Linked DNA regions of Homo sapiens: region 1 is linked to region 2. Evidence: chromatin loops called from intact Hi-C (ENCODE). Cell type or tissue: endothelial cell of umbilical vein. All regions are shown on one strand. Links, peaks and the distances in the headings refer to the core of each region. The heading gives the core; the rest is flanking DNA.

The links. Peaks named below come from ENCODE experiments on the same cell type or tissue, not always from the same donor. Only the 100,000 strongest peaks of a DNase experiment are listed, where the experiment ranks them.
Region 1: it touches region 2 in a loop (6-fold over the local background); 4 of 110 quality-filtered maps call a loop at or near these places.

Annotation. Positions count from the first base shown.
Region 1 is chr3:177,231,865-177,237,320 of GRCh38, reverse strand. All of the region lies in intron 2 of LOC107986053 (a long non-coding RNA gene), which reads right to left. Among named protein-coding and RNA genes, the nearest start is that of TBL1XR1, 37 kb to the right of the region's middle. In endothelial cell of umbilical vein, for the core only: no CTCF peak of the experiment used is centred there; a DNase peak (open chromatin) is centred at 2,970; H3K27ac peaks cover 830 bases.
Region 2 is chr3:177,343,335-177,348,790 of GRCh38, reverse strand. No RefSeq gene overlaps it. Among named protein-coding and RNA genes, the nearest start is that of LINC00501, 52 kb to the right of the region's middle. RefSeq lists enhancers at 2,703-3,220, 3,741-4,260. In endothelial cell of umbilical vein, for the core only: no CTCF peak of the experiment used is centred there; DNase peaks (open chromatin) are centred at 3,000 and 3,370; H3K27ac peaks cover 2,612 bases.

The sequences.
Region 1 (5,456 bases), core at 339-5,338, 110 kb after region 2:
GTTCTGGGTTTATGCACAATTAACATCGCTAAATAATGGATAAATGATATTGGTATTTCTCAGATCAGTTGCAAGATACTTTGCTAATGACTTGTTTCAAATGATAAAGGATTAAAGTTTGTAAACTGTCGACCAAAAAATAAAATAGCAGAATCAAGGTTGACTGGGAAATAGTGTCATACTTTACTCATTTGCCTTCTGATATGGTAACAAACAAGCAAAATATGTTGGTGGCTTAGCACAAAAGAGTTTATTTCTCACTTACACCAAGTCATCTGAGCAGGTCAGCAGGTCACCTGCCCTCCTTACAGTGTCTTGATACACAGGCGCCATTGTCCCAAGGCAAGAGTTCAGAAAAGAAACTGTAAGATCAGGTGGGGCTCCACTCCTCAGCCTGAAATGATATGTCAATGATGCACTGTTTCCTCTCAGAAGTTACTGGCCAGAATTAGTCACAACTAACTAAGCATGGGATCTGAGAAGTGCAGTCTTCCATGTGCCCTAGGATGAGAGGAGAACTAGACATGGGTAAGCCCTAATGGTGGCTTCTACAGAAAGAGAGAAATGGATATTTCGTAGGTGCTGGGATTATTCATAACATTAGAAAGGCCTATTGAAGTGTGTCACACATTGACCAGTGTTGCCTTCAGTGTAGGAGACAAAGAGAGAGGAGAGGGAGGGATAATTTAAAATGTGCAGGGAAAGCTGGGTGCAGTGGCTCACGCCTGGAATCCCAGCACTTCAGGAGGCCAAGATGGGTAGATCGCTTGAGGTCAGGAGTTCAAGACCAGCTTGGCCAACATGGTGAAACCCCATCTCGACTAAAAATACAAAAATTAGCCAGGCATTAGTGGCGTGTGCTTGTAATTCCAGCTATTTGGAAGGCTGAGTCAGGAGAATCGCTTGAACCCAGGAGGTAGAGGTTACAGTGAGCCGAGATCATGCCACTGCACTCCAGCCTGAACGACAGAGTGAGACTCTGTCTCAAAAAAGGAAAAAAAAAAAGAATTGCAGGGAAAAGTTGTTACCATACCACCTTTCTGCTCATGAGCTGGAGAATTTGTAGTTTGTCATACACACATACAGAATGAAGAAAATTACCTCATCATGTACAAACAAAACATTTTAGATGGGGTAAAGAGCCAAATATAAAAAGAAACCTATAAAGGTATTTTCTAACACAGAGAAAAGCATGATTATTAACCTTAGGCTAGGGAAGCCCATCTTAAGCAACACAAAGTATAAAACCTATAGGGAAAAAAAGAGTGATTTTTTTTTTTTTTTGAGATGGAGTCTCACTCTGTTGCCCAGGCTGGATGCAGTGGCGCCATCTTGGCTCACTGCAAGCTCCACCTCCCGGGTTCAAGTAATTCTCCCGCCTCAGCCTCCACAGTAGCTGGGATTACAGGTGCAGGCCACCATGCCCAGCTAATTTTTCTATTTTTAGTAGAGACAGGGTTTCACCATGTTGGTCAGGCTGGTCTTGAACTCCTGACCTCATGATCCGCCTGCCTCGGCCTCCGCAAGTGCTGGGATTACAGGCGTGAGCCACTGTGCCTGGCCTAAAAGAGTGATTTTTTCACTATATGAATATTAAAGCTTCTCTTTGACAGAAGACACCACGAAGTTGAAAGACAATTGATATACTGGGAGAATATATTTACAACTTGTTCAACACAAAAAAGAATTAATGTTCACAATACATAAGGAACCCTAAACATTAAAAAAGACCAAAAAAGGCAGGGCATGGTGGCTCACGCCTGTAATCCCAACATTTTGGGAGGTTGAGGCGGGCGGATCACTTGAGGTTGTGAGTTTGAGACCAGCCTGGCCAACATGGTGAAACCCCATCTCTACTAGAAATGCAAAAATTAGCCGGGCGTAGTTGTGGGTGCCTGTAATCCCAGCTATTTGGGAGGCTGAGGCAGGAGAATCGCTTGAATCCAGGAGGCAGAGGTTTCAGTGAGCCAAGATCGCGCCATTGCACTCCAGCCTGGGCGACAGTGCGAGACTCCATCTCAAAAAAAAAAAAAAAAAGAAAAGAAAAGAACAACAACAACAAAAAAACCCCAAAAATCAATGCTCTGCAGAGGAAATACCAAAGGCCAATTAGCTTACAAAGAGATTTTTTACCTCAGTAATAAGAAAAAAAAATTAAAACAGCGATGAGATAGATGGCAAAAATCAAAATGATTAATAGGAGTCTAAGAAACACTATACAGAATTATACCAGGCCCGGCATGGTGGCTCACACCTGTAATCCCAGCACTTTGGGAGGCCGAGGCAGGTGGATCACGAGGTCAGAAGTACGAGACCAGCCTGGCCAACATAGTGAAACCCAGTCTCTACTAAAAATACAAAAATTAGCCAGAGTGGTGGCGCACACCTATAGTCCCAGCTACTCGGGAGGCTGAGGCAGGGAGAATCGCTTGAACCCAGGAGGCGGAGGTTGCAGTGAGCCGAGATCGCGCCACTGTACTCCAGCCTGGGTGACAGAGCGGGACTCTTGTCTCAAAGAAAAAAAAAAAAATAGACCTTCCCTTACAGTGATGGTGAGAATATAGATGGCAGTGCCTCTTTCTGAGGGCTATTTGTCAGTGGTTCTTAAAATGCATATTCTCTTCAACCCAGCTCTAGCTTTTTATCTTACAGAAATTTGTATGTACACAAAAATGTACGGGCAGGATATTCATTGAAGCATCATTCATAGTAGGAAAAAATGAAAAACCAGCCTAAATGCTCAACAATAGTGGAGTGTGAACTAAATTATAGAGCATCTATGCCATAGACTCTTACACAAAGCAGTAAAAAAGAATGAGAGGAATGTAATTAAAATTTCAGGAAAAACAAAAACAAAACTCCGTGAGAAAAGGTGCGATGCTAATATTTTTAAATGTGCCATGATTTTGAGCATTTGGTAGATTGGAACAGGGAGAATTCATTGTATTCATTCTTTGACTATTACCAGTGTTGTCATATTGGAACAATAGAGCAGGAAATACATCACATTGTTTATCTCTGCAGTGAATAATATTTACATAGTCATGATAACTTAAGTGCTGTTTATTACTTTTCATCTTTTAGAATCAACCTATAGTCCAAACACAGTGGCTCATGCCTGTAATCTCAATACTTTGGGAGGCTGAGGCAGGCAGACCACTTGAGCTCAGGAGTTTGAGACCAGCCTGGGCAACACAGTGAGACCTCATCTCTACCAAAAATTTAAAAATAAAAATTAGTCTGGCATGATAGTGTGCGCCTGTAGTCCCAGCTACTCAGGAGGCCAAGGTGGAAGGATCGCTTGAGCCCAGGAGATTGAGGCTGCAGTGAGCCATGATTGCACCACTTCACTTTAGCCTGGGTGACAGAATGAGATCCTGTCTCAAAAAAAAAAAAAAAAAAAAGAAAAGAAAAAAAGACAAGAATCGACCTATAAAACATTAAATACTTAAGGTTTAAAAGATCCAAAATGTTGGCCGGGCACGGTGGCGGGCGCCTGTGATGCCAGCTACTCGGGAGGCTGAGGCAGGAGAATGGCGTGAACCCGGGAGGCGGAGCTTGCAGTGAGCCGAGATCACGCCACTGCACTGCAGTCTGGGCGACAGAGCAAGACCTCGTCTCAAAAAAAAGAAAAAATAAAAAAGATCCAAAATGTTACCAACAAAAATTGTTGGGGCTGGGCACGGTGACTCATGCCTGTAGTCCCAGCACTTTCACAGGCCGAGGCAGGCAGATCATCTGAGGTTGGGAGTTCGAGACCAGCCTGACCAACACAGCAAAACCCAGTCTCTACTAAAAATACAAAAATTAGCCAGGCGTAGTGGCGCGTGCCTGTAATCCCAGGTACTCGGGAGGTTTAAGCAGGAGAATCGCTTGAACTTGGGAGGCAGAAGTTGTGGTGAGCCAAGACTGCACCATTGCACTCCAGCCTGGGCAACAAGAGCGAAACTCCATCTCAAAAAAAAAAGAAAAAAAAAAAGAAGAAAAAAAGTGTTATCAACCATAACAATAATGCAGTAAAAGTAACACTGGCATAATGTAGTGGGCTAGGAAGCAAGATGGCTTTGTGTAAGGATGTGCCAGATATTGCTCACCAGGGAAGATACAGAAGGAGCAAATAAGTCAGAGTAGAACTCAGCTATCATTAATACATTTGTATGCCTTGACATTCTCCTTTATCTTTATTTGACATTGGAAGGAATAGTGCAGAAACTCAGAGGACATTAAGGTGTTTTTAGGGTTTAATTTTAATTTTTTTTTTTTTGAGATAGGGTCTCACTCTGTCAATAAGGCTGGAGTGCAGTGGTGCGGTCATTGCAACCCCCTCTAGGATTCAAGCAATTCTTCTGCCTCAGCCTCTTGAGTAGCTGGGATTACAGGTGCCTGCCACTACACCCAGCTAATTTTGTATTTTTAGTAGAGATGGAGTTTCACCATGTTGATCAGGCTGGTCTCGAACTCCTGACCTCAAGTGATCCACCCGCCTTGGTCTCCCAAAGTGCAGGGATTAGAGGCATAAGCCACCGTACCCAGCCTAAAGTGTTTTTAAATAGTAAATAGGTAGTTGGCTATCAGATCAAATGTTTTTTCTTTTATAATGCTACCACTTTTAGCTATGACTCAAGACAGTTGGCTTTTTGGTAAGGATAATAATATATTATAATTGGGGCTTAAGAGATAATTATATTAGATAATTAAATGCTCTTTAAATCATATTAGTGTAATGTTACTTTTCTGTTTTTCTCATTTGGTATTATATTAAATATTATAGAAATATCAAATGTGTTACTTTAATAGATATTGATCTGAATGGGGAAATTAAAGAGGGACACTGGATTCTTTACATGGATATACTTGGGAACATTTTAAAAATATCTTTTAATGATGATTCTACTCTACACACCTAAAATGTAAAATAGACAAGATTTTCCAGATAATTAGATTAAAAAATACATTCACAGGGATATCAAGATATTTAGGTCTTTGAGGGCTTTTTTTTTTTTTTTGAGACGGAGTCTCACTGTGTCACCTGGGCTGGAGTGCAGTGGTGTGATCTCGGCTCACTGCAACCTCCGCCTCCCAGGTTCAAGCAATTCTCCTGCCCAGCCTCCAAAGTAGCTAGGATTACAGGCACACACCACCACGCCTGGATAATTTTTGTATTTTTAGAAGAGACGGGGTTTCACCATGTTGGTCAGGATGGTCTCGATCTCTTGACCTCGTGATCCCCCCGCCTTGGCCTCCCAAAGTGCTGGGATTACAGGTGTGAGCTACCGAGCCTGGCCCTCTTTTTCTTAATAAGTAGAAATTTGACCGGGTGCTTCCTAGCATCCGGAGGCTGCTGGAGACTCTGCTGACTTCAAGGGCTGCCCATCACCAGTAACAAAGGAAAAAGCCAATGGTGGTTGCCATCTCTCTTCTGCCTTCCAAATCTCTCACCAGTATATCTGATTGGC
Region 2 (5,456 bases), core at 233-5,232:
TTTGTTTTGTTGTTTTGAGACGGAGTCTCACTCAGCCGCCCAGGCTGGAGTGCAGTGGCATAGATCTCAGCTCACTGCAACCTCTGCCTCCTCGGTTCAAGCGATTCTCCTGCCTCAGCGTCCCAGTAGCTGGGACTACAGGTGCCTGCCACCACGCCTGGCTAATTTTTGTATTTTTAGTAGAGACGGTGTTTCACCATGTTGGCCAAGCTGGTCTTGAACTCCTGACCTCAAATGATCCACCCACTTCAGCCTCCCAAAGTTCTGGGATTACAGGCATGAGCGCCACGCCTGGCATTGTTCTTGTTGTTGTTACAAGGGCACCAAAAATCTACTCCCTTAGCAAATTTCCAGTACACAGTGCAATAGTATTACTATAGTCCTCCTGTTGTACCTTAAATGTCTAGACTCACTCATCCTATGTAACTGCAACTTTGTACCCTTTGACTCTACATCTCCCCATTTCCTGCCTCCTCCCTTGCCCTCTTTCCCCCAGCCCACCCTGGCAACCACTATTTTCTCCTTTATGTCATTGACTTTTTTTTTTAAGATTCCACATACAAGTGAGATGTGTATTTTTCCTTCTCTTTCTGGCTTATTTCACTTAGTATAATGTCCTCTAGGCTCATCCATGTTGCCTTTTGATTGGTCAGTTTTCTCACTGAAGACAAGTTCATCAGTTGAGAGTATGGATGGGGGAGTAAGTGTGGTGGCTGTCTAATTTGATTTTGAGTGGACAATTGTGTATAGTATACAATCCAAATGATGAGGAAGGACAAAGAGACAAATCTCTCTTCTGCCCCTGTCCACCAGCTACCTACATCCCCTTCCTGAGAACAACCAAGACTCCACCATCAAGAAGGTCTCTTCAAGCAAAGTGCCTAGGATGCACAATTTAAGGAGGCAGGTCTCAGGTGCTAACCCTCTGCTGGCATGACCCTGAGAGTGAAGGCCTCCTTAAATTCTGCTCCACCCCCCACCTCCCTCAACTCTGTAGTACTGGCACTGTTAAAGAGGTAACCCTGGAACCGTGCCTGGATCACACAGAGGCTCAAAAAGTGTTTTTTGGTCCTGTTTGCCTCATAGGTATCTTTTGAGATGTACATAAGAAAAAAAATAGATGCATGTGCTGGTGCAGTGCTATATAAACATGAGCTGATGCTAAATCACTATTGTAGTTATTCATTGCATTGCTGTTATTAGCAAAGATAATGTGTGTGTATACAATAGATATTATGGTTGTTCGAAGAATTTAACTGAAATAATGTATATCGCCATGTTGAAAGTAGCCCTTTAGGATTGATTTTTTTCCTAAATACGAAGTATAAACTTTGTTAAAGTTAAACAAACAAACAAAAGACAATGACCTCTGAGTGGAAGACTGACATGAAGAAAGCACTGAGTTAACTGAGAAGAATCCAAAGAATCATTGACGTACCTAGGCTTTCATCCTAGTCTGTCAGCTGAATTTTTACCCAGAATAGCAACTAAGAAAGTACTTAAACCTACTCTTGTCTTAATCTTCACAGAATTTTACTTTTTCACACATGGCTGTCATATCTTTATTCTGCTTCTTTGTAATATTAAAAATATTTTGCAGGAGCACTTTACCCAACACCTGTTACTGCCTTAGGTCAACAACTGGACTTACCTTAGGTCAGTTCCTCCTAGGATACCTGGAGCCTGGCCATTTCTGGGCATGTCCCCTTGTGAGCTGTGTGCAAGGAGCCCCAGAGTCCTAGAATCCTATGGGTGTAGACTGGTTTCCTTAGACCCAGCCCCACAAAAGAGAACATGAAACTAGAGAAATAAGCAGGTAGATCCCAGACCATGCCTACTCTGCTCAATAAATAGCAAAATAAAATAATAATAATAATAATAATAATAATAATGATTTATTTGAACATTGTAGATTTACTACCTCTTCTTTGCCAGTGTTTCATGAAATTTCCAGAGTAGAATACATGGCTTAAATAATATATTTCCTCCTCATTTATCAGACTTCTTGCACTCAGCATTGTTAATTATATTGTGGAGGGTGAGAAGCATGAAGCGTGGCGATATATTATGATCCAAATACCACACTAAATAAACATCTGGAAATGGATCATTTATAACACAACTGTTATAGGTTAGTGAGTGTATTTTAGGGTAAGCCGGGGAATACATATATAGCTTACAAAAAAATACGCTTAAAATCATAAACAAATGACCTACTTGTAGTTTTGTCCTCGTTTTCAGTAATAAGCCCTTTTCATGTGAATCCACAGTTGTCACTTACAAAGAAATGCTCTAAAGCTGAACTCTTTTATAATAGCATTATAATTTTAGACTGACTCCTGAGCTCCAAACCACTTAGAAACTTTTTACCAGCTCTGAAATAGATAGCAGGGTAATACTCATTTAATTCCTTTGCACAGTAATCTGATGGCTGAATATGCTTCAGAGATTCTTTTAGGGCTAGCAGGGGAATGAAATCAATCATAGTGCATAAATTACAAGAAAAGTGCTGTTGGTGTCAATTACCTAAGCTCTATGAATGTAAGTCTTCTAATTTCCTGTTAAATCAGTAATGTTACCAATCTTACTCTATTATTTTAAATAGGACTGTAACTGCAGTTGCTAGGAGTTGAATGAGGGCAGACAAATGTGAATAGTTAATGAGTCTCAGCAACTAATAGCAAGTTGAAGGTGTCAATAACAGGGATATTATAACATGACTCTCAAAGCTCCACCCTGGTGTCTACAAAAGAAGGTTTAATTCTTTCTTTTTTTTTTTTTTTTAATTTGTGCCCCTATACCCTCCCTAAATCAATGTAGTACACAGCAAATGCCAGGTGAATGTAGGTGTTCCTATTGCCATAGTGAGTTCCTACCTTCCCCCAAAGATAATGGCCCTGAGTTGGTACAGGAAGTCTTGGCTGCACTTTCCCTAGTAATCTACCCACCCCCACTGCTAGCGGCTGCATTTCACTGACTCATAGTTTCCAAGTATGATCAGCATGCTAACAGGAAAGATACAGTCACTGGGCAAAGCAGCAGCCCTGGAGCGCTGGCCAAGGCCTATCCAATAACTGCCACCATTGATGGCAAAAAGGAAATAAGGAACACAACAACAATGACACAAAAACCTAGAGTACAGGAACGTTTTAAGAATCAAACCCCTGCTGTTTGTCGTTTCTTCAGCACACCCAGTGCTTCCCAGTACACAACAAACTGGATGGGGGAGTGGGGTTTTATTTACCATTTGGCTATCAGTTCACGTCCTATTCTCTAAAAATAATAAAATTGGTCGATGGCGTTTCACACTGAATAATATTACAGGAATCAAACTGGCTGGGAGCCAAAGTTACGCTGAGGTTTGGCTAGGCCTGGATTTGTGTCCGAGGGTATCAAATACTGTATGATCAGGTTAGGTTTTGCAGTGCGTTGCAGACTTCCTCCTGTTAGGAAACATTCTCACAAACGGCACACAGACTACCCTATTCAGCCAGTACTTAAACAGGAAACCATTCCACCCTTCTGCTTTCCTTGGTAAAGCCTTATCTTTGAGTCAAAGAAATGTAACTTTCTAAATCGCCTCCATTCTTTTTTAGTTTGCATTCTTTTGTTTGTCAGCATTTTGCAAATTTGCAGGTATCTACAGTTCCCTAACCCCATTCTCAAGTGCCCTATTATCCCCAATTTCACTCTCAGAATACTTCATGAAAAAGAAGAATCCTATGACAAAGGATAACTATTATTAAGTCAATTGTCAACCCATCAGATGAACCAAATAGCTAAATTCTAAATAGATTTAAATAACCGGTGAAGAGCTCAAGCAAAGTCAGGTCTTAAAGTTATATTTAGTCACTTGGTCAGTTCTCTAACTGCCTAATAGGCATTCTCAGAAGAGAAGTTTGCTTTAGCACTATGAGATTTAAATGTAAAACAGAATAAATAAATAGATACATGGAATAGAACAGAATAGAATGGGAAGAAAGCAGCCCACGTCAACTCTAATACAACTTGTCACTATGGGAACATTTGTTAGAACTGAAGAAGATTAAGGCCAAGGAAACTGGCAGATCTCCCAGTACAGATTTCCTAGGCTAAGAAAAGGCCACAGCGGCCGGGCGCGGTGGCTCATGCCTGTAATCCCAGCACTTTGGGAGGCCAAGGCAGGCGGATCACGAGGTCAGGAGATCGAGACCATCCTGGCTAACACGGTGAAACCCCATCTCTACTAAAAATACAAAAAATTAGCTGGGCGTGCTTGTGGCCGTCTGTAGTCCCAGCTACTTGGGAGGCTGAGGCAGGAGAATGGCGTGAACCCGGGAGGCGGAGTTTGCAGTGAGCCGAGATAGCACCACTGCAATCCAGCCAGGGCGACAGAGCAAGACTCTGTCTCAAAAAAAAAAAAAAAAAAAAGAAAGAAAAGAAAAGAAAGAAAGAAAAGAAAAGAGAAAAGAAAAGGCCACAGCGATCCTATATGTGGCCCCAGTCTGTCTTGAATCATGAGTAAGGACACTGTCGTAAATTAAGCTGAAATATTTAGAATTATGACACTCATTTGACTGTATGAGGATTAGAGGGAAACTTAGAGGAACAAACTCAATTTGCACATATGGAATCTGAATCACAGTGAGATCCAGGGGCTGTAGAAGTCGCAGAACTTATTAATAATGGACTAGAGTCAGGATCCCCTAGTCCGCAACCTCTGGAATGTTCCACTGCCAGTCTAGCCATATCTGGTTTACCTTACAGATTATAAGGTACTTAAATGCTGATTAGTTATCTATTTTCAACCTCTGTGACTGTAAATGAGATTAGAAAGTTTGTATGATGGGAAATTCAATGGCGCATCATGTGATACTGAGAGAAGAAATGTGCTTATGATAAAATCCTTTCCGACACAAATAACTCTGCAAAGGTATTGAAGAGCGCTGGGTCTGTACACATTGTGATGTTATTATTAGCCAAGACTCTAGCTATGTTTATATATCCAGTCAGGTGCAAGGGAAAAAAAAAACCCCTCTAAATTCCTCAAGAAAGATTTACGTAGTGCATAGTCTTTCACTCAGAAATTGAATTATTTCTTGTTTTAATACAAAACTGTCGATTTTTATGAAATCATTTCAGAAACATGCCTTATCAGGGAATGTTGTAAGATTTTCCAACATCAAAAAAAATGCTCTGGTAGAATCATCATGGGCATTTTGAGTGGAAAAAAAAAAACTTCACAAACTCAAAAGCACTGTACTTAACGATCAGGAATTATTGTTGTTGTCACTGCTATTATCCTCTTTTTCCAGAAGGATCCTATGAAAGTTATTCAAAAATTTTGGGTGGAATGAACAGGTCTCAGATCACAGTAGCCTAGTTCAAAGTCTGAAGGTTGTGTGAGCTGTTGCTTGAATTTAAAAAGAGAGGAAAGGGAAAGGGTGAGGTGGACAGGAGGAGAGCCTGGTTACTGT